Regions from separate parts of the Homo sapiens genome. Here all the other regions are linked to region 1. A link is a loop called in an ENCODE intact Hi-C map of the cell type or tissue named here. Cell type or tissue: PC-9. All regions are shown on one strand.

Region 1 (8,000 bases):
GAGGCCAAGCAGCCATCCTGTGTGCCGAGGAGGGGGTTTCTGTAACAAGGAGTCAGAGGAGAGAACATGAGTTGAGCCTGAAGGTCCCCATGGCGAAGTCTCAGGTCTGCCACTTGCTGGCTTTGTCATCTTGGACAAGTCATCTCTGCTCCCTAGGCCACATTTCTTTCAACTTTACAGTGAAGAGATTGACTTGATTCTCTCTATGGTTCTTTCCAAATCTAGAATGTCATCAATTAATGATTCTCTATAGTCAGTTTATTGAAATAGTACTGTAAAACAAAACCTGATTTTGAGGTCTGAATAATATATTTTGGTCTCTGTGAAGTCCTTTTTTCTAGATACTTTTTGATTCCCCTTTTGTCTTCTGATAACGTAGACATTTTATCAGTCTCCCATAAGCTTTTAGAAAGAATTGCCTGTATTCATGTATAGTAGGAATAAACAATGTGGGGACCAAAGGAAATGAGCAGAGAGGCAAGAGGTAGAAAGGGCTTCACGTTTAGGAGATGGGGTAAAAACAGAGAAGCAGCATATTGCCATAGAGGTACACAGTGTTGCTGTGTTTTGAGTTCTGCCTTAGTGTCTTCTTGGTTACTTTTGTACTCTTGCAGGCAGTTGCCAAAAGATGAGCCGTCAACTGCAGTAGGGCAGATAGAATTTTGAATTAGAGAGGCCTGGGTCTCAATTTTAACCCTCCCATTGCTAGCTTAGTGACCTTAGACTTTACCCATCCATTTGCTGTGTCACTATAAATAAGTTATTCGACTTCAGTTGCTCATTTACAACCTGAGGTTAGCAACAGTCTTCACTTCTAACGATTGTTGTCTAGTGTATATAGAAGCTTAGAACAGTGCCAGTATGTAGAAGCTTAGAACAGTAGACTCTACACAAAAGTTAAGTTGTATGAGCATAAGTCCTATTTGGGCGTTGAGCAAATCTACAAATTCAAAGTTTAAAGAGTATATGATTGCTGTCATATTTTATGTGGCCAGAGGAGTCTTTGCTAGCATTTCACAAATGCCCCTTGCTAAATTAGCTAAAACTTCTGAGACAGGCATCACAGGCTTCAAGATTTGTAGAGTCTAGTCTGGTAGCAGTTTTGTGGTTTTCTTTTTAATGATTATTTTAGTAGTAGCTTGTTGTTTGCTTAGTTCTGAAAAGCAAACTCCACTCAAAGACTCACTGTTATACCGTTCAAATTTATTTTAACATAATTTGTAGAAAGACATGAGTTGGGAATTTGTCAAAGAAACTTGCAGAGTCTAGGCAGGGGCACTTCACTTGGAAAGTGTTAGCCAAGATCCAGATAAGCCAGATGGCCTCAAGTTCAAATTATAACATTTTCTTCTCTTCTGTAGCTTTGAAATATCTAAATATTTGGATTAAATACATCAGGATTACTATAAGCACGAAATACTGATCCATCGTGCTTAACAGTGAGAATTGTTGCCATCCCTATATGTTTCATATCACATAATTTAAATGTAATGAAAGGTAAATTTTTAGAAACTGAACCTTTTAGAAAGAAATCTACAGGGTGCTTTCACCTAGGCTATTTCTTTTGATGGGCTACTGGGCAGCTGTTAGTTTCAAATAAACTCAATACTAGATTTGCAACAGATGTTCCTAAAACGGAACAAATAAGAGAATTACTGAATTTCTTACAAAGACAGATTAAACCTGAAAAAATAATTGAGATCTAGCAAGGCAGTCATTAACATGAGGAATGAAATTAAGCATGTTACAAAGAATAATTCAAATGTTTCTCAACTAAGAGGCAAGAGGAAGAGCTCTTTAGTCAGTTTTGTTTTTCTTTATTCATCCGTTCAACAGACACTTATTACTGAGTTTCATTTGGTGCTATTCCAATTTGTTGCCGTCTTCTTAAATTATACACATGGGAATGTTAAAACTACAGCTTGTCTGCACTAATGCATTTTATTAAGTAAAATTTCACCATGCCATGGAATCATCATTGCAGAAGTTCATGGACTCACAGCCACAATTTCTTTAAGGTTTTCTCATTTCCATATAGCAGATTCTTTTTTTTTGTATAATGTTTCAACATTACTTTAATAGCAAAATCTCAAAATAGTGAAATAGCAAAATTCACTAATAGCAATTTATGAATAGCAATTCACTAAGCAAAATTCACAAAATAGTGAAATAGCAAAATCTCAAAATAATAGACACTAGGTATCTGAGAGTAGAAGAAACTGAGATTTCTCTTTTACTTTATCCAACTGTATTTAAATTTCTCATTTACTTGTCTATAACCTCCAGCAGATTGTAAACCTCCATAGCCCAGTGACCTTCTTTGCTCTTTCAATATTGTCATCTCAGTTCTTAACATAACAGCTGGCATTGAGGGAACACTTAAAAGAAGAAGAAATATTTGCTGAAAATTATAGAGGAACACAGGCAGGTATAAAGGCAGACAATAACTCATTTTCTTCTCTGCTCATTTGCCGGGTGATAGACACCAGTTGTATACAAATGATGGAAAGGGCTCTAAGGGTTATAGTTTAATTAATTTAATTTAGTTAACTCTGTATCTAGTGTAGTTCTCAATTTTTTTGTCCTAAATGCAAAGAAGACACACCTATTCTTACCTACCACTTGCCTCTAAAACAAAAACCTAAACTATTAACTCACTAAATAAACATATAAAAAAGGCCCAGATGTAACTAATCACCTATTGCTAATGTAAAACAAAACTGAAATTTGTCTTCTTTTTATCATTTCTGGGCCAAATGGTTTCAATATGTAAAATGCATAAAACAATGCCTGGCAGATAGTAAGCACTGATATGTATTTGTTATCATTACCAATCTCATCATCATTACTTCTGTATCTTAACTGACCCTTCTGGCTGTTTAGATAAAACCCCAATTCTATCTGGAGCCCTAACAACAGTACACCAACCCACGTTCCACCATGAAACTCTCTTCCACGAGGCAAGGTTTATCAGATAAGACTGCATGGATAAAAAGCCAAAAAAAAAAAAAAAGTCTGACTTTCTATTACTCTTTCAGGAGAGGACCAGGTCACATCTCTTATTGCCACAAGAACCACTAAAATATCCTGGCTACTGGAAGTTGCTTTAGGGAGTGAAATGGGGGCTGAGAGTGGAAATGGTGCTGCAGAAAGTATAGAAGACAATCTAATAGAATTCTATGTGTTTTCTAATTATATCAATGAACTGATTGCAATACCTGGTTTATTCATTGCAAAAAAAAAAAGAGTGTTTTATGGCTAGAGCATGAGATAGAGCTGAAAAGAATGAGATAAAGTCATACTCATTTATTCCACTTCCTTTGAGTTTCTAGAGAAAACTTCGAATTTAAAAAGTATGGTGAACTAAATATTTTCAATAGCCCTTGAACAATAAGATCCTAAATGCTGAATCAAATATAAAATTTTATTTTAAATGCATTGCTGGGAATATATGAAAACAAGAAAAATCAAGCTCCTACCCTTCCCAGGCCCAAAATATGGAGAAAACAAACCGAAAAAGGTAAGGATACCCTGAGACACAATGCCTTTCCTAGAAATGAGAGATAAGAGTCTTTATTCTGGGCCAGTGCCTTTCAAAATAAAACCTAAATAGAAAATTCATAGATTATGAAAGACATCTCAGAATTAATAAAAAATAAGAATCACTAGAATGCTTTCGCTTGTTTTATCTCTGCAAGTCTCTCAATATTTATTGCATCATCCAATACTCTGAAAATTGAGAGTATGTGTTGGGTAGATTAACTGTTTGTACAAAGCTCAATGGAATGTTAAAGGAACAAAGATCGTGCCTACAGGTGTGGTTGATGACATACCACCAAGAAAATGTAGAGGTTAAGAACTCAAAATTCTTGGGAGCTTGTTTTTGCCAAGGAATGTGGGCGCAGTATTTGGAACTGCCAAGTTATGCAGCTGAGAGGTCTGAGGTTGACTTCTAGTTCAGTGTGATAATAACCTCATAATAAAATCCCAGGTTTTATCTATGAGACTCAGAATGCTTATGGATAACCAAATGCAAGCCACTTAAGGTTTCCCTTTACCTCTTAACAAAGTGAGCTTTCATCCAATTTGCATACCTCTATTTTAACAACGTAAAGAGCTTCACAAAATCAATTGCTATATTTTCATTCTATTTTTACTATATTTAACATGCTGGCCACGTGAGGTGGCTCACGCCTGTAATCCCAGTACTCTGGGAGGCTGAGGTGGGTGGATCACTTGAGGTCAGGAGTTCGAGACCAGCCTGGCCAACATGGTGAAACCTCATCTCTACTAAAAATACAAAAATTAGCTGGGTGTGGTGGCGCACACCTGTAATCCCAGCTACTCAGAAGGCTGAAGCAAGAGAATCACTTGAACCCAAGAGGCGGAGGTTGTAGTGAGCCAAGATGGCACCACTGCACGCCGGCCTGGGTGACAGAATGAGACTCTGTCTCAATAAATAAATAAATGAATAAATATAGTTATATATCTATATGCTGGATTTGATTATTGATTAATTATGGATTTGATCCTTGTCTCACAACGTATTATGTAAAGGTAGCACCATTCCTTATTTCTCTTTGTACATATTTGAATCTAACATACTGATTTGCACATAAAAGATATTCAAAAAGAGTTATTGATCTAGAAGACATTAAGATGCTCTTTCTGAAATAACAGTTTGAGTCAACGTGCATCTTCAATCTAGAAATTTTCTTTCTTGTCTATCCACAGTTATCTCTTACTTTCTTAGTCACAGCGCTTGAGTGCATTGTGACAGTAAATGCGTTAAATTGTATCTAAAGACAGAAAGTAAAATATGAAGAGCCAATAAAATTTCAAAAGTTTAGTGAGGCACAATGGGCCCAATTCAAGAGAGAGGCTGAGCAAGTTAAAGGCTTTGTTGGGAGCAAAGTGTGCATTCATATAGCAAACTCTGGCCAAGGTAATTACCTGTTTTGGACAGGCACACTATTCCCTGGAGGCTGCTTCACTCACCCGGACTTGACTCAACTTTGGATAAGTTCCAGTATAAATATTCCCACAAAAAATCAGGCAGAGGGAAACATCTCAGTGTTTTTTAAGAATAAAGGGGTCTGACTCTCAGTTTTATATCTCTTTATTTTTGCTGATCAGCACCCAGCACACTGACCTCTGCATTACTCATCAGCATTACTGCATTACTCAGGTGCAACTGAAAGGAGACCACACTACCGCTTCCGTACCACCTTCTGAGTTCCCTGCCAAAATTTACTTCTTTTTTAACTTGGAAGTCTCAAATGTTCTCATTTAATGTGTTGATGACATCACACTTAAGGGTGGTATGGCTGGCGGGACATTAAATAAATTACACTTTATAAGGTACCTAATGTGCTAATACTGGGAGGGCTAAGTTGAGCCCCCTGCCATCAAAGTTCCTATCTGGATCTCAGAAATGAACCAAGAACCTTAGAGAAAATTCCTCCCTGTTAACTTATTAAGCATATTTCACCATTGTTCTTCAGACAAAGAGGAAAATATTAGGTTATATAGTATTTATTGTGCGTAAGACCACACACGAAAATACACACATAATCTTACTTTCTAGAAGATAAGCAGAAGAAGAGAGGTTTTCATTTCTGAATTTAAGGAGATGAGATTGAGATCTTCTATATCAGAAAGTTTAAAGTGACATTTTTGCATGTCTTAGTCCATTTAGACTGCTGTGACAAAATACCTTAGACTGAGTGGTTATAAACAACAATAATCAATTTCTCATAGAGTCTGGAAAGTCTAAGATCAAGGCACAGCCAGATGAGGAGACGGCCTCTTCTGGTTCATAGATGGCACCATCTAGCTGTGTCCTCCCAGGGTGGTGGAAGGGGCAAGGCAACTCTCTAGAGCCTGTTTTATAAGGGCACAAATCTCATTCACGAGGGTTCTGTTCTCATGACCTAATCACCTACCAAATACCCCACGTCCTAACACCATCACACTGATCATCAATCAGGTTTTAACATATTAATCTGGGGAGGACACAAACATTTAGACCATAGCATTGAATTAACTATAGATGTGTTAAGTAATTATATTAACATGGTACAAACAACTTCAGTTTAACATTGCTAGTGATTCCATGTGGATACCATGTACCTTCTTACATCATGTGATAAGGAGGACATTTCGCCTCTGTGGTATTCTTTCCAAAACCCCATAGCTCCATTCTAATCATGAGAAAAATGTCAGAAACATCTATATTGGGGGACATTACACCAGATAGTTGGCCAGTATGCCTCAAGGTCATCAAAAACAAGGAAAAACTAGGAAACAGTCACAGACCAAAGGAGACTGGAGAGACATAGCAACCAAATGTACTGTGGTATGCTGAAATGGATCCTAGAAACAAGAGACAACATTCATAGAAACACTGGTGAAATTCACACAGAATCAGGAGATTACTATTTTTAAAAACTCAGGATGGCCTTTAGTGGGGACTGTTCCAAAACAATTGGAAGTAAATAAGATAAGCATACATATAAGAAGTTTTGAGGGGGAAAACATAATACTCTTTTTTGGAATCTACTTCAGTGATCAGTTTTAGCTATCATGAGAAGCTTGGATATCTTACCTATTCATTCATTCATCCACTCATTCACTTAGCGAAATAAATAGTACCTGCCAAGAGCCAGGCCCTCCCTTGGGTGCTAGGGAGACAGTCATTAAACAAGACAAACCAGGTCCCTGCCCTCATCTATAATGTATCTCCTTTTTGGAGCCAATTTGTCTTCCTTTATCATTAGTAGAAACAGAAATATTGTTTGTTATGCTTGAGCAGCCATACAAAATACTACAGACTGGTGACTTAAACAGTAGAAATTTATTTTCTCACAGTTCTGGAAGCTGGGAAATCCAAAGATCAAAGTTCCGGCCAATTCAGTTGCTGGTGAGGGCTCTCTTCCTGGCTTGCAGACAGCTGCCTTCTCACTGTGTCCTCACATGGCTTTTCCTCAGTGCATACACACAGAGGCAGCAAGGGAGTGAGTTCTGTGGTGTCTCCTCTTATAAGGAAACTAATCCTATTGGATCAGTGCCCCACACTATGACTTTATTTAATTACTTCTTTACTCTAAATACAGCCACACTGGGGGAGAGAGCTTCAACATATGAATTGGGGAGGATACATATATTTGGTCCACAACAAATTAAAAAATATATAAGATTAACTGTTGAACAATCCAAACCTCAGGCTGAGTAAGACTTGAGTAACTCAAAAAGCAGAAGGCAGGAAATCTTAGATCCGTTCTTATTTCTGGGTTTTTTTATATATCCTGGAGAGTGTTGAGAAGTGCAGCAAAGTCTGCCTTTCACACAATTTATAGAAACTTCTGTTTCTGCTATAAGCTAGAGCCAGATAGCACAAAATTGCATAAAAATAGGAGAGAAGTCACCTGAGCATTTTTTTATGCTCAACAATAATATAAAGTTGGAATTATCATCTAATTTGAGGTTTGCTTCAATTGCCTCACTTTAAACTACACATATTCCATTTCTCAAAATTTAATTCTATTTCTAATGCTGCTTTCATTCACTGAGAGGAGAGGGAAGGAACCTAAATCTGGGTAAGGCAAATGCAACATAGATTTGGCTTATAAAAAACTTGGGCCATATCCAAATCCAGGAAAAATTAAAAGGAAAACAAAAATCAACATGAGAAAATTGAAATGCAAAGCTTACCTCTGAATCTAGAACATTCCCAGGCTGACACTGACAATATTGCCAGAAAGTTTTATCATAAAGATATGAAAAAGTTTTTACAATGGCTGTGACAGTGACCAGCATTCACACTGTATTTGCTCTAAGGTGCTCTTGTATTTCCTGAGAAATACTTTAAATTTGATAATTAATTTAATGTGATAAAGAATTTTGATGTGAATTAGTGCTGTAATCATAATAGTATTTACTATACCTTTTTTAATATATAAAAGCACTGTTTATTTGCAGTAGGATTGCCATTTACCTCA
Region 2 (8,000 bases), 480 kb after region 1:
TCATTCTAGGTGCTGAGAATACAGTAGTGAGTCCCCAAAGTCCCCAGCTTCTAGGAAAGGAGAAAGACAACGAACGATAAACAAATAGACATGTAAATACCTGGCAATGCTAAGTGCTTTGCAGACAAATATTGCAAATGGAGGGAGGGTGATATTTTAGTTAGGGAGTTGAAGCCTTCTCTGTAGAGATGACCTTAGAGCAAAGACCAGGATGGAGCGAGGGAACCAAGCCCTGTGAATTTTTGGGCTTCCTTTCTCAACTGGCCCCTAAAGTGTGATCTGCAAGCATGAATATTCCACCTGGCTGAAACAAAAGGATGCTGGTTGGGGGCCTTGCTCTCCATTCTGCATAAGTTCACCCTTGACAATAACAACCCCTTTCAGACCAGACTAAAGTCTGTTTCATTGAGATTGAACCTTTGTAGGAAGCTTGCAACTGTCTCCACACTGCTTCATCACTAAAAACGCTTACAATGGGTAATAAACCATGACAGTACCTGTTGAAAATATAACAAAACGTATTTACAAGTAACTGCGTTAGAGGAAGCACATTTACAATGGCTGACATTTAATAGTGATAAGTGCTGCTATAGTTTGTAGTTGGAAGTATTTTGTTGCCTAATGTAGCTGTCCTTTAAAAGCTATTCCAAAAAGGGTCTGCCTGGCTTAATGTATTCACCTGCTGATACTCCCTTTATCATAATCATATGATATTTCAGAGTTTGATTTAAATCAATAATTGATTGCGCATTTCTCCTATAGGTAGGTAGCTGAAATCTTCCCTGAGGAAGCCCAAACAGAGTGAAGTAGGAAAAAGGAAATCTGACCTAGGTATTCATGGTTAATTTTACAGATCCACAGAGGAAAATGGTAACCTTTGAAGTCTTCCCACAAATCCCTAAACTAGGCCTAAGGCCAGAAGAGTTCTATATCAGAACGTTTTGGGAATCGTCTTCAAAACCGGAATCCATTTGGCCAATAAAGAGTCTATTTGAATTACAAATTGTGTTGTCCGAATCAGTGTTTCCAAACTAGTCTACCAGCAGAGCCACAACTTTTCTGTTTCTGCCACTTTAAGAGAGTAACAAAAAAAAAAAAAAAAAAAAAAAAAAAAAACTTCTCAGCTGCCTTACTTTGTAGCTGAGATAACAGAATTTGGCCACAGAGTGATTTACTTGACTGATCTATTTATGGCAACTTGTTTATGTATTTTTAAATCACAGTTACAATGAGCTATTGTTCACGTGTATACTGTAGAACCACATAGGTTGCAAATCAATCCCAAGGAATCCTGATGGTACAGGATTATTTTTTAGCTTAAAAAAAAAAAGATACCAAAGGAACTGGTGACCACTTTAAATTGCTTTTATTTACTGATATTTTACAAATTGATGAAGCTCTTAAATATTGCATTTTCCCCTTCATTCTCTTGGTATTTCTATCACCTTGTGATAAGGAGGCTATAGTGGAAACTAAAATTTGTAGTTCAGAAGAGATTAGACCTCTACTGATGAGTACTAATCTATCATTTTTTTTCTGGGCTTGCTTTGAGGATATGTTTTGCTTCTCTTGACCCTTTCTGTAGACAACTGAAGCCAAACTCCACTTTCTCTCAGTGTACCTACAAATAGCTCAGAAACAAGATTAGCTTCAGTATGGGACACTTCCTTGTGTTTGAATAATGATATTCACTTAACCTATTTGTAAAAACTCTCAGTAGTGTACTTGAGTTAGTACATCGCGTGACCTGGCTCCTTTTCTTTGCTGTTATTTACTGATAAAAATAAATCTCCTGCGCTAAGCAGTAGGAATCACTCCGAAATGCAGGGAAAGTCCTAAGAGAATTCATATGCTAATGAGCCCTTCTAAGTGAGAACTTGCTTAAATGTGCCATTTGCTGACATCATTGTTATGGGCAGAGTGGAGATGATTTCTTTAAGAGGTGGCCTTTCATATTCTCCCAGCGTTTCGTGGCCCGCGCGTGCACCTGCGGGAGGGGGAAGTTTACATAAGCGTCCTAGGGTATTTGCATCTTAGCGGCTTCACTCACTGGGCTCGGGAGAATGGAGCGGGCGGGCGGCGGTAGGTGCTCGAGCCGCTAGGCTGGCCAAGGGGGTGGGTAACTTTTCGAGGAATTGTGCGCGCGGGACCTCGTGGAGATCGGCCAGGGGCACGGTCAGCAGTGACAGTTCCTGGAAAGCGGGCGGCGGCGGGAGCAGGCTGGGCAGGCGCCGCCCGCGGGCGGGAGCGGGGAGCTGGGTCCGGCTGGGATCGAAGGGCGGGATCGGCAGGAAACGAAATGGTTACTTTTTTTTTTTTTTTTTTTTTTTTTTTTTTTTTTTTTACTGCGGGCTCTGATTACTTTTGAAGATCGCCGGCCCCAGGCGGGCTCCCGGCGCTGAGCGGAGACGAGTTTTTCTCCCCGCAGAGGAGGATCCTGGAAGGACGCGGAGCTGGGGCTTGGGGGATGCAGTGGCCTGGACGAGGTGACTCCAACCCGGGGGAGCAGAGTCCGTCACGCCGGCAGGGACCGAGGGTCTCTGCGGAGCTGGAGGACCTTTTGTGGGATGCCTCACGGCTGCTGAGGGGCTGCAGCGGGTGAGGATCGCCGCGCTGCGCCGCCAGGGAGCTCGGCGGGGACCGGCCGGGGGGGAAAGTGCGTCACGGCGGGGCGGGGGCGACCCCTCGCCCGCCAGGCGGGGCCAGCACCGGGACGCGACCCGGGGGCGCGGTCCGCTGCAATGTAGTGGGGACCCGGTGCTTGCTGCCCCACCCTGCTGGGGTCTCCTCCGGAAATGAGTGGGTGCGGGTGACTCGTAGGGCACCCAGCCCTCTGTTCCTTCGGGAGTCCTCCGCTCCCGCTCCGGGCCGCCAGCCTCCTTCAGACGCAGAGCGGGCGGGCGGCTAGTGCGCGCCGAGGGCTCAGGGGCCGGCGCCGCGAGGGGCTGCAGGCCGCGCTCGGCCGCTGTCCGGGCCGCAGGTGGGAGCCGCTGTCTGGGTCCCAGGGCTGGATGGCAGCCGGCGGCGGGGACTGAACGCGGGAGGGCTGCAGGGTGCGCGCCGGCGAGGGGCTTCTCGTTGGAAGCTGAGGGACAGACGTGGGGACCCGTGGCTGCTCGGCCCCACCGTCCAGCCGCAGGGCGAGTGCTGCTCCGTGGAGGTGACACGGCGCCAAGAGCGGCGCGAGGCTTTCTGCTGGAGGAGGGTAACGGGGAATTCGAAGGCGACTGTTCTATGCTGGAGGACAAGGGGCACTGTTCTCTCGGGGCTTCGCGTCGGCGCCGAGGAGGGGTTCGCTCGCTGCCTCTGCGTCCTGAGCTCGGCCTCTGGCTCCTGGGGCCGGGGACGCAGAGAGGGGCTGGAGCCGGTCGACCCACGGCCCAGGGCGCCCCCTCGCGGCCTAAGCAGCGGCCGCCGCCTGGAGCGCAGAGTTTGCGGGGCCCAGGGGGCGCCGACGCCCGCTCTGAGGCGTCTCTGCTGCTGCGGCGGCGGGGATGGGGACGACCCAGGGGACCCCCTGCAGCCATCACTGGCAGCCCCATCAAGAATTGGCCGGCTGAGTTTTCCCAAAGTACGGTGACATCCTTTCCTTCTCGCTTCCTCCAGCCCCATTTTTAAAAGCTCGGCCTTTCCCGTTAGTCTGTGTCCTTATAAGCCAGGCTATGTGTGGAATTTGTTTTTACAACTCGAGTCTTGTGACTTCTCAAACACTTTCTTGAAGTGTTTTCTCTGGAAACTTGTTTCAAATGGGTGCTGTAAGTTTCACAAAGAGGAGTGTTGTTCAGGAGCCAACAGGTGACGGGGCGAAACCTGAGTCTGTGTGTACATTGGAGTCAAGTCTGGCTGCCGTTTCCTCGGGCCACTGTTGAAAATAGAAATCCAAAAAATCAATAGAAGACTGAGGAGAACACGATTTTGAGAAAATATCTGCATCCCCCATTATGGAAAATAATGGGCTCATTAGAGCACCGCCTTGTGTGGTGCCCCTCATTCCATGGCATGCATTTTGGATTTTGTCTTTACATACTCGTGTGCGGATAATCTGACCCTAGAAGCGCCGCGCTGGCGGAGGACCAGGCTTTGTCGTCATGTTTCCTCCTTTTGTTTCTTACTGTCATGGAATGTACTTGTGCATGAAATTAGAATGCTTTGAAAGAGTTCCACATTTCCTCTTGGAAAAATGGATAGTTTCTTGACCATTGGGTGATGTGTGATAGCCCACTCAGCTGTTGGGAAATGTACAAGCTGGATGGAGGTTTACCTCGAAAATGCTGGACGGAGGTTTACCTGGAAAATACAGAAAATACTAAAGGGCATATGGCCTAATGCCACTAATTGCTCGTATGGAAAACTTAGTAAAGGAATGTTTCATAAACAATATCTCCTGATAACTTCATTATGTTTTTATTTTTCAAATAAGTGAAATTGAATTGGGCTTTGTTGGCAGTGACTTTGTCTTTAGTAGACAGTAAGCACTGAATGCCCCTTGAGTGTGTGAAACCTTTAAAGAAATGACAGTTTAGTGTCTCTTTTACTGGAAAATTCACATCTCGATTGAAGTTAAGGACATCCTAAACAAGGAAATGTGTATATCCATAAGGGTGGTATATTTTGTATTGTGAAAAGAATGGATGTGTGACATGTTTCTGTACTGCTAAATTAGTCTGTAGTTAAATTTAATTCACCTGCATATGTAGTCTGGGAGAATTGGAGTAGCTTTTGAATGGAGAACCTGTGATCTGCATCTTCCATGCACTAAGGCCTTGTTAACAAGCAGTTTAACAAAGAAGCTGTTAAGCAGTTTGTAGCCCACGGATGGCACTTAGCAGCAGGGGACACCTAGGGAATGTTGGCCTAACTGACTTCACAAATCAGTATCTGTTCTGGCTTTTGGTGATCAGAGGATTTCTAACTTCCCTGGGCATGTTCACACAAGAAATACTTTTTCATAGGGATCTTACAATGCCATGGTAGTCTTCATATAGGAACTAGAGTGGGATTGCATTGGAGAAAAAAATGTAATTAGGGATATGACCTTATACTTCATTTTCAATGGCAGGCCCTGACAATTACTGTTTTCTATTTGCATGATTTTGATTTGGTGACTTGGTTCAAGAAAATTATGAATAATAGGAATCATACCAGACCTGATATACAGTTACAACCTCAATATGTATCTGATTAAACTCATTCTCCTGAAATCCCTCAAATCCTCACTCCCCTTCTGAGTTGCCCTAAGGTACTTATGTATTGGTATGTCAATCACCTAATACTCAAAACTGTCTTTGGCCCAATTTCTTCCTTTCCTATTAGTTCCTTTTACTTTCCCTCCCCAAGTCACTATGTGTAAGCTTTCTTAGGGACAGTGTACTAATTGGCCCCTCTCAGGTTCTTTATCTTTTTCCTGACCATCACTACCATATTAATCTTCTTTAAGACCCAGAAGTATCTTGTGGCAGTCTCCATTCATGTCTTTTGCAGCTTCCCATTGCCTGTAGTGATAAGCCCACAGTTTTCTGCCTGAAATGTGTAATTCTTGAAAATAGGATTCAGACACCATTGCCATCTGTTGTTGCTTCTTTGGAAGAATCTGTCTTCTAGCAAAACCGTCCACTCTTCACTGCCTCTGGACCTTCATATACTGTGCTGACTTATTAAGCTCTTTACAGAAACATAGTTATGGCTCATTTATGTATATGTCAAGGTCAATCAAGATAATAATCCTTAGCTATCCTGGAAGCAGCATACAGACCAGTAGAAAATGAAATGATCCCCAAGTGGCCAAAATAGCATAACGAAATAATAAACCTTCTCTTTAGTTTGAATAACACCTTCTCACACTGTATGCTATCTTATTTCACCAGTGGTTACTGTGCTTATAGGAGAAGTCCTTAAGCCCTTGTCCATGCCATAATTACTACATAGATTTTTTTTTGGGACAGGGTCTTGCTGTATTGCCCAGGCTGGTCTCAAACTCCTGGGCTCAAGCAATCCTCCCACTTCAGCCACCAGGTAGCTGAGAGTATAGGCATATGCCCAGCTTCTGTGTACTTTTAGACAAACTTTTTCAAAGAATGGTTGCCTAATACCGGAAGCAACAAATTTTGAAAGGTTTGGAGGTTGTTGGCTGTGGGCAAAAGAGAAAGGCACCTTAATAAGAGACAGGTAGCAGGGATCAAAACATTATGAGAGCAGGGAGAAAAAAACCTACAAAAAGTTTGCTAGTTATCATAAATGTATGGGTCAGGGGCCATTCTGTTTCTTGAATCCCGAAGCCAGTGTTTTCTACTGTGCTCAAAATGAAAACAAATGATCAGCCGAAGGCTAAATCACATATAATTTTTACACGTGCCACCACGAAAGAAAGCAAGGAGATGAATAATGGAATTTTTTTTTTTTTTAAGATGGAGTTTCGCTCTTGTTGCCCAGGCTGGAGTGCAATGGCATGATCTTGGTTCACTGCAGCCTCTGCCTCCCAGGTTCAAGCAATTCTCCTGCCTCAGCCTCCCAAGTACTGGGATTACAGACATGCGCCACCATGCCCGGCTAATTTTGTATTTTTAGTAGAGATGGGGTTTCACCATGTTGATCAGGCTGGTCTCGAACTCCTGACCTCAAGTAATCCACCCACCTTAGCCTCTATAGTGCTGGGATTACAGGCATGAGCCACTGCACCCGGTGGCTACATTTCTTTCTAAGTTCTGGCTTTTAATGGAATAAATGTCAGTTGGCTCCTTTTGGCATTCCCCAGAACCGTTCAATAACAACTTTAAATATAAGGATGAATGAATGAATGCAGTGAATGAACCTAGAAAGTAAATTTCACAAAGGAACCCCTCATTATATCACTGTGTTATATGAATAAGGCCATACTTGAATTTGGGGAACAAGCTTTACCTAGAAAAACTGTCATGCTCCATAGACCACTACACATGCTGTGTGCGAATGTGTGCACGCACACACGCTATGTGTATGGTATTGGAGGCTTTATGTGGGGACTGGTTAGAAGCTGCTACCGAAGCAGCTGGAAACGTTGGTCAATAACTTGGCAAAATTGTCTGCCGTTCAGAAGGCTAGAGCTCTCGCAAGCTCAAAAAGAAGATGAAACTCAGGTTTTGTTATTAACATATTGTTTCAATTCCATTTGTCACTGGTTAGCTTCAAGAAAGTCTGTTTAGTCCCAGTGGAAGCAGCAATGCCAATTGGTACGTTGCAATAGGAGCTTTAATTCTTTATGGTCGTGAAATTCTTTTCTGTTTTAAAACATCCTTAGACCATCTTTGGAAGGCAAATAGTGGCTATTTTTTAAAATCAGGTCTCAAGATGTTTGTTGACTTGTCAAAGCTTTGAAGACATCAGGACCAAGTTTACTGAATGCTGAGAGCATCAGATTCCATTCCCTAAGTATAGCCCTTATCCTTTGGGTCAGATGTTCTCTTGACAATGATGATTGAGAAGTCTTACATCTGTTAGCTGCTTGTCTTTGTTTTTAATGATGAGAAATAGCTATTTAACTATTTTGAAGGAAGAGGCGAGAGAAAGGACAAAGGAGGGAAATGGAACTGTTCCATTTTCTATTGCATGGAATAGCCCCATGATATTCCTTGCCTTTCTAAAAAAAAAAAAAAAGAGTATCCCAGCTCTCTCTACATGACCTTGGGCTTCTTTCTCACCTCCCTTGTGACCATACCCTTCTTTTCTGTTTGACATTTATTTCTCTACTTGACTCTGATAGTAGGCTTTTAGTTTTCAAAATAGTGTCTGCAAAGAACTCATGAACCTGCTAGAGAATTAAGTTCTAACAGCAGTTCCTTGTGCTTGACCACCCCCTCCCAATGCCATCTTTGATGGTGGTGGTAGCTGTTAAAAGGTTTTGTGCCCTCCACACACCTCCTTAATGGTCAGACTATTTGGAACCTGAACAAACCCATCTCTGAAAACTGTTTTGCTTTTCTTTCTCCTTCATTATGAGGTTTATTTACATTCAAAATTATAGAGAG
Region 3 (8,000 bases), 220 kb after region 1:
TAACCTAGACAGGCAAAGGGCATGCTCACAGCTAACACATGCCCCAATCCAGCTCATTCCACACACCAGGATTTGAGACCAAAGCCCCATACCAATAAACTGGGTACTTTTACCCAAACTGTTTCCTCTGCTCTTCTCTCTTTAGAACCTATAGTAGAAATTGTGAAATAATAATAGTTGGATGTTAGGGATTTAGGGTCAAATGTTCTGTTTTTCTTTCCATCTATCCAATAGAAGTCTTAGTACTAATCATAAATATTTACCTTGGAAGTAGTGGTAAAATTAACCCACAATTCCCTGCCTTGTCACTTTCTCCATCAGATACGCAGCAGAGCCCCTGAGGACCACTTCATCCAGACCCTTTCCAAATCTTAAAGATTTGGAGTCCCCCTACCCCATGCTGCAGGGTCTTGGCAGGGCCACCACAGTGAGGGGATCACAGACAGTTTCCAGGGCACCCTGTCATTCAGTTTCTCACTCTCAGGTCACGGGGTTGCAAGGCATCTCCAGCCCTTTTCCAATGTCCTCAATTATTCATCCCATGAACATAACTAAATAAGTTACTTTTGCAAAATTATCTGGGTTTTTTATTAACATTATCCCATGATGGTCATCATTCCCTGGTCTTTCTCTGGACTCTAACAATCCTTTTTTTTCTGGAGTACCCACAAGGAATACATACTTCTGTAACCACATTACCAAAAACTTCCTACATTCTCCAAAATGTTAAAAGTTTGGGGGAGACTACAGTGTCCCCAAAGAATGCTCCTGCTTCACTAACTTTATCTTACATGGAAACCAAAAACATACTGCAGAACCACACCAACCACATCAAGCAAGCCCAAGGTGTAGAAAGTGGTCCAAGACATGGTCTCTGAGAAGCAACTTATTTATCCTCTCTGAACCCCCAAACTCATTGTCCATAAACAGGGGTGATGACATCTGCCTCTTTGTGGTCATTGTGAGGATTAAGTGAAATAATTAATATGAGGTGCTTAGTAGTGAGGCTAAAGCTGAGAAGGTGCTCAGAAAATGGTATTAGTCTCATTGTACCCATAATTTGAGGTCCTTTGCCCATATAGTAGAGACGGAACAGTTCTTAAAGAGTTACCTGTTTGTGATGGAGAGAACATTTAGCCAGACAGTATTGAGCACTTCTATTCCAATGTGAGTGGGACTATGAAAACCTACCCACAAAGTCTGAGGAAACTGAGAGACCAAAGAAAGAGACTCACATATCCAGTTTCTCAGAAAAAAAAAAACAAAAAACAAAAAAAAAAACACACACATTTAATGGGGACTTACGAACAGAAGCTATGTCTGTGTCTTAGGGGGTGGTTAGACAAAATGGTGCATCCCCGGACATTACCCATCAGACCCAGAGCTCTTATAGGATAGGGGAGGAATGTGTAGGACAGATGCTCAAAGGCAGGATTTATATTAAGTACAATAACATCAAGGTCATTTTGACCTAAGGGCAGGATTTACAGTAAGAACATGAACAATAGATAAACTGGAAATCTTAGAGGCCTTCCCAGATCTGGGGTCAATCAGAAGTCAACATGGTAGATTAGCATCCAAGATGGAGTTTCTTTACCCCCCACAACTTCCTATAGGCCAATCACTCCTGTAAGCACTCTGTGTAAGGTTATTATTCCCCACCTTATTGACAGTGTCATGGAGGCATAGAGTGACTAACAAAAAGCCACCCAACTAAAAACTGCAGAGACAAGTCAAGGTGAAGAGGATGGGATGCAGATGTCCGAGTAAATAGAACTATGTGCAAAACATTTAAAAAGTGCAGATATATAAGGCACTGAGGTTCTTTGTGGGGAAGAGAGGGATCAGGTGTCGGAAGTGGCCCAAATTCTATGGGACTGATACAGGAGATTTAGATATTTGGGATAAAACTTAAGCGTTGTGAGAACATATGTAGACGTGAACAGACAGCTGGGAACACGTACACAGGCATTCATATAGGTACAATCTGATTCGAGCTTAAATGATGGACCAAGAGTTTAGTTTTGAGTAATTCTGGACTAAATTTATTATAACTGTAAGAGATAAGGGATAATTTTACCATATTTAGATGGAAAAAAAGCAAGTTTTTTTCAGACCATCTAAAATGTTTACAATATAATCAGTTATGGAAAACTTACGAAGTTATCTATGAGTATTCTAGAAAGATCTCTAGAAATTGTGTTCCTGAACTTTAAGAGTTACTTCCTAAATTTTCTTTCCTTCCTATAATGCAAAGGAGCCATTGATATCATTTAAAATTGTGGGTTTTTTCTCTGTATGATTTGAATGCTGGCTTCAAGCTAAATCTCCATCTCTTTTCCCACTACCCAATTCAGTCCCTTGCAAGCTAAATACCATCATACCAAGGGCAAAGCCAAATCAACAATAATAGAACAGGGAAGACTCAGGGGGCTGAGGTGAAACTGGCCCTGACAGGTGATTGTGACGGGAAGAAGTCCATTCCAGGAAGCAGAGCAGTATCCAAAGTGCCAGGCAATAGACAACAGTTGTGGCCCAGTAGGGCTGTCAGCATAATCACCATTCGGGTTCTTCCTGACTGCTGCACAAAATCAATTCACTGAGACTGAGGCATTGCAGCAGAGAAAGAGTTTAACTGATGTGAGGCCAGCCACACGCAAGACAGAGTTACCACTCAAATCACAAATCAGTCTCCCCGAAGGCTTGGAGGTTAGAGTTTTTATGGACAATGTGGTGGGACGGGGGCTAGGGAATGTGTGCTGCTGATTGGTTAGGGAATGAAGTCATAGGAGTGTGGAGAAAGTCCTTGTCCACTGAGTCCTCACCACTGGGCGAGGCTACAGGACCGGTTGAGTCATGAGTTACATGTCCAGGCAGGGTCAGTCAGTTGCCAAAAAGTCTAAAAAAGTCTCAAAAGACCAATCTTAGATTCTACAATGATGTTATCCATAGGAGCAATTGGAGAAGTCACAAATCTTGTGACCTCTGGCCTCATGACTCCTGAGCAGTAAAGGATTATAGATACTACATCTATATCTTAGCAGAATTCAGACACCTCTCATAATCCTAACCTTGTGGCCTCTCATTAGTTTTCTGAAGACATTTTAGTTTTGGGAAGGGCTATTATCATCCTTGCTTTAAGGATAAACTATAAACTAAATTCCTCCCAAAGTTAGTTTGGCATGTGCCCAGAAATGACTGAGGATAGCTTAGCAGTCAGAAGCGAGATGGAGTCAACCATGTCAGATTTCTCTGATATAATTTTGCAAAGGTGGTTTCATCAGCATCAGGATGCCTCACCAGAGAGACCTGACATGGAGTCTAGGTGCCGCAACAGGAGATAGAGCAGAGCTACAGGGGACTCAGGAGGGGGTGGCACTTGGCAATCTGGACAGGCATTGAGCGTAAGAAAATTCTGTCTTCACACAGCACAAAAGTGCAATGTCTTAGAGTAAAGGCTGCATTCTCATCTCAGCAAGGGGCTCCCTACTGAAAAGCACAGTCATGATTAGAAAGGTATTCAACTTTTTTGAGCCTCAGTTTATCCAATGAAAAGTGGAGATATCAGTAATATCTACTTTATAGCATATCTGTGAAGATTAAATAGGATGACATATGCAAAGTGCAGTGCCCAGCACATAGTAAGCACTTCATAAATGTTAACTACTGTCTTTATCGTTATCATCGTTATTTTAAATCAGAGCTTGTGTCACCTGCCTGTGCCCAGTAAAAGGCTCCAGGCACTAGAAAGGAAACTAGCAGGATCAGGAAAGGACCCCTTGTGGAGAAAGTATGGCCCTGGGTGACCTTGGTGAGGAGTCAGGCACATGGGAACAAGATGGAACACAAATACAGGGACTGGATGAGAAACAAGGGCAGAGTCTCAGAAGGTCAGTTTTCATAGCTGGGGTGCAAAGTCTAAGGCAGACTCAAAGCCAACCCAGCAGAAACAGTGACTTGACTCTGAGCCTCAGGGTCTGGGGTGGAGCTCCTTAATGTCTCTAAGGTGCGGTTTAGTCCTAGAGACGAAGACAGGGCTGGGCTTGCAGGAGGTGGGGAACAGCTAGAGAAGACAATAGAGGGGAGAGATCAAAGCTCTGGGGGATCCTAAGCAAGACAGGTACACTGTCTAGGCTACTGCTTCCTCTTCTGCACAATGCACTCGTTGTGCAACTGGACTTGATTATCCATGATTGATGGAACAATGGGTGTTCATTGTTTTTTTCCCCCTGGGGACACGTGTCACAGGATTGCAGATCAAGTTTTACAACAATGAAGCAACCTCGAAAATGTGGTTACACCAGACCTCTGCTCTCCAAAAAAATGTTATGTCTTGCAGACATGAAACATTCATGAGTGGACATCAGAAATTCATTTTAAAGTGTGTATTTACTTGACTCCATGCCCATAAGAAAGCCTGCAACTTGCTTACAGTGAAAAGGTTTGAGGAGTTCCAAGGACACTGAGCATTTCCCCTAGAAGGGCCTGTGTCTTTAAAAGAAGGCTGTGTAAACAGCCCCAGGCAAAGTCTCCAGAATCACAAGGCTTTCCTCATGAAGTGTCAGCCTGGTTGTGTCAAGTCCCCAAGAAAGACTTCAGCATAATTTTCTCTGGCATGATGCTTTTTCATTCCAGTGCCAAAGATAGCCTTGGGTTTAGGCTTAGGAGAGAGCATGCAACTGGTTTAGGGCCCCAGAAGAACACTCCCTTACACCTTTTAATGTTTTACAATTCCCCAGAACAAATATATAGTGGTTTTCTGGCTTTTTAGCAAGAAACCTGGTGCCCACTAAGCCATCCTGGCACAGCCTTTGAAAATTTTTAAGATGAGTTGAAGTCAAGGAAAAACTGATCTGGGTAATTACAAGACACAAAAACAAAAGATCACTTACCAAAATGACTTGAAACCCTTTAACAAAACCATTGTAAATTGTGCTTTGGGGAGAACAAAACAATAAAATATTATAGCAAGTGAATGCTTTATTGCATTAAAAGCAGTCTCAGAGTCGTGGACTTTCCCAATTCTACTTCAATAATTTCTTATAATCTTTATTATTTTTAGCTTAACAAAAGCCCTGAGAAGCCAGTCTTCAAAACAATGATCCTTGTTACAGTGTAGGGGCAGTGACATAATGCAACAAGTTAAAATGGGACCCAATACAAAATCCAATGACAGCCCTCTCGTTGATGTATACTGTGTACACACACACACACACACACACACACACACACACACACACACACACGAGACAACCTCCCCTACTTTCTCCATTGAGCTGAGTACATTGGTTTGGCTAACAGGGGCAAGTTTTTGAGCAGGAAGGGAGTGTGTGGTCTTTGTGGAGCCCAGGAAGAGGCTATCACGTGGCAAGAGAGACAAGCAAGCGGGCTTTGCCAGGAGCCAGATAACACATTCCCACACTCTATCAGGAAAGGGAGACACATACAAAAGGCTGTCAGCCCCACCCACTGTGAGGACCCCGTCCAGGGAACTTGCAAAAATCAATCTTTAGATCCAACATTGCCCTGAGTCACCTTTGGCTTTCAATCCACCATTGGGTGGACTAAAGCCAACACAAAATTTAGAAAGGTGAGGCCAAGGTGAATCTCATTTATGACTACTATGGAGAGAAGCCTGCTCGAGTCATAAATATCTTCAGCAAAGTCAGATAGGAAAATCATCAGTAGCAGAAATACTAAACTGGGTTTGGAAGGTTTGCAAGGGGGGCAGTAAAACCAGCATTCGTGAAACTCACTATGAGCCATAGATTGTGCTGGCCCTTCCCATGGCTATATTATTTAATGTTTATTCTATAGGTTTGTTATTTAACCCTGAGTGAGAGACTGGATTGGAGTATTCCATTAGAAAAGTACAAAAAAGAACAGATTTCGTCAACGGTAGGCTAACCCCAATCCCTGCTCAGAAAATGCCAATCCAATAAACATTTTGGCACAGTGAAATCATGTGCCAAAATCCCCTCTATGTGGGTTGTAAGGATTCTCCATCTGCCTTTTTGGGGGGTCAGAAAACTAAATACAGGAAGTCAGAGCATGCCCAGAGTCGAGGAAGTACTAATACCATCAAATTAGGAAGCAGACTTCCTAGATGAAATTACAACAGTTGCTTACATTCGCATTGTGCATTTTATTCATTCAATAAATATTTACGGAGCTGCACAGAAAAGAGAGCAAGACATTCTCCCACCCCTCCCAGAGCTAACAGCTTGATGTGAAATGTCACACACAAACAAGAGACAACTGCAATGTTGTGCGTGAAGGAAGGAGAGGCTGATGGGAAGGAACCCTGGAGAGTGCCCAACCCAGACTTCCCAGGGGGCTCCTGTGAACTTCCAAGAACCTTTCTAGCAGCAGGCATCATTGTCAATTTTACCGATGAGGAAACCAATAATTAGAGAGGCTACGTGCCTTGCCCAAGTCAAATACATACATTTAGAAGGGGAATCCTGATCATATTACACCATACAGCATCTAGGCATGAAATTTTTTATCCCTAAAGCAATAATTTATTGAACAGGACACAGAAGACTGGAAAGGGCTGGAGTTTTCAAAAGTCCCTAACCTAATCTCAGGGACTAGTTTTAGAACTGAAAGAATTTGATTCAACAATTTTAAGTCTCTGTTTTAGTCTTACCTTTTAGCCCCACAAAATAATGGGTCTGGCTCAAATTCCCTTTGGAGAAACCACTGGGGACTCTACCTCTGTACCCGAGGACCTTTCTATTAATAGAAACTACAGCTGACCGTTAACATTCATGAAGACTGACATCATGAGAAATTTTGAATGCTCATATTTTCAAATGCCTCTGCAGCAAATAACTCTTTATAAAATGCAGTCTTTTATTCATTGCTTTAAGAAACATTTTATTGCGAGCCTGCTACATAAGCCAGGCAATAAAATATAATCAAACAATTTAAATGACCTCTTTGGAGCAGAAAACAAGACAGCTGGGTTGAGACTAAATACCAAGTGGTCAGCTGGGTTCATTCACCAGGGAAGTGACTCATCTCAGTGTATCAGCATCGCTATACGTGCATTCAAATCCCTGTTTCAGAAAAATTATAAGTACTACCGTTCATGGATTTTAGATCATTGGCATGTAATTGAGACCATAGTGTTAAATCTGTAAATGTCATGAGTTTGTACACTCAATGCTAGAGGCTTGAATTCTAGTGCTGTATAGCTGTGTGGCACTGGATTGATCACTTAACCTCTCTGTGCTTTGATTTACCCATCAGAAAGACTAAATTAGATGATCTCTAAGATTTCTCCTGGCTCTAAATACTGATTCGACTTTGCATAAAGGCAGCTTTGAAGTTGTGAATTTTAATCTTAAGGGTATTTGTTAAAGTATCATCTCAATTCATTTTCATAAAAATATTTTTTTTTATTTTCAGGAAATAGCCTGTTAAACTTTGTCTCTATTATACAATTATAAAACCTAGAAAGCAAGTGCTTATGATTGTGTATAATAGAGAAGCAATAGCTGCAGCAGCCGTAACCAATTGAGCAAATAAACATTACTCTTTCTATAAAACTGAGTAGCCAAAATATATATTTTTATAATCAAACTGTACTAGGGCTTCATGGAGTGCAAGTTCCTTGATTCTTCAATCTATAGGAACTTAAAAACTATTTTAAAATATCCTGGACTTTTGACCATGGTATAATCATATATCTCTCTTACTACTTATAATTGCTTTTAAGCGTGTGAGTGAAATTTAATTCTAGATCATCACTTTCCAAAGTAGTCCCATGATTACTGTTGCAGGTTTGCTACTAACTGCTCTGTGGTACCTTTCCCAAACTTGCATAATGGTGGTGATAAAACTGCTGCTAATGATTAATATTCACTGGCTGCTCATAATATGTCTACAAAACCATATGTGCAGCTCAATCCTTCCAGCATCATGGACTCAGAGACAATATGTTTCACATAGCAGGACAATCAACCACAAATGCTGCAGTCACTTTCAAAGGT

What was found. Hi-C counts contacts between places; a loop is a spot of excess contacts. Peaks named below come from ENCODE experiments on the same cell type or tissue, not always from the same donor. Only the 100,000 strongest peaks of a DNase experiment are listed, where the experiment ranks them.
Region 2: a loop joins it to region 1, with 12 times the contacts of the local background. A loop is called at or near these places in 8 of 110 quality-filtered maps.
Region 3: it touches region 1 in a loop (4-fold over the local background); 5 of 110 quality-filtered maps call a loop at or near these places.

Annotation. Positions count from the first base shown.
Region 1 is chr12:42,957,426-42,965,425 of GRCh38, reverse strand. No RefSeq gene overlaps it. Among named protein-coding and RNA genes, the nearest start is that of LINC02461, 190 kb to the left of the region's middle. RefSeq lists an enhancer at 3,608-4,807. In PC-9, no CTCF peak of the experiment used is centred here; DNase peaks (open chromatin) are centred at 3,835 and 5,145; H3K27ac peaks cover 3,607 bases.
Region 2 is chr12:42,478,356-42,486,355 of GRCh38, reverse strand. The region is part of intron 1 of PRICKLE1 (prickle planar cell polarity protein 1); the gene reads left to right. Among named protein-coding and RNA genes, the nearest start is that of PRICKLE1, 110 kb to the left of the region's middle. RefSeq lists enhancers at 1-719, 1,509-2,417, 3,134-3,253, 4,468-5,079, 7,089-7,178 and silencers at 2,604-2,863, 2,934-2,983, 3,374-3,443, 5,393-5,593. In PC-9, CTCF peaks have their summits at 3,202 and 3,402 (motif pointing left); DNase peaks (open chromatin) are centred at 1,995 and 2,355; H3K4me3 peaks cover 2,414 bases.
Region 3 is chr12:42,741,184-42,749,183 of GRCh38, reverse strand. No RefSeq gene overlaps it. Among named protein-coding and RNA genes, the nearest start is that of LINC02450, 53 kb to the right of the region's middle. In PC-9, no CTCF peak of the experiment used is centred here; a DNase peak (open chromatin) is centred at 4,253; H3K27ac peaks cover 624 bases.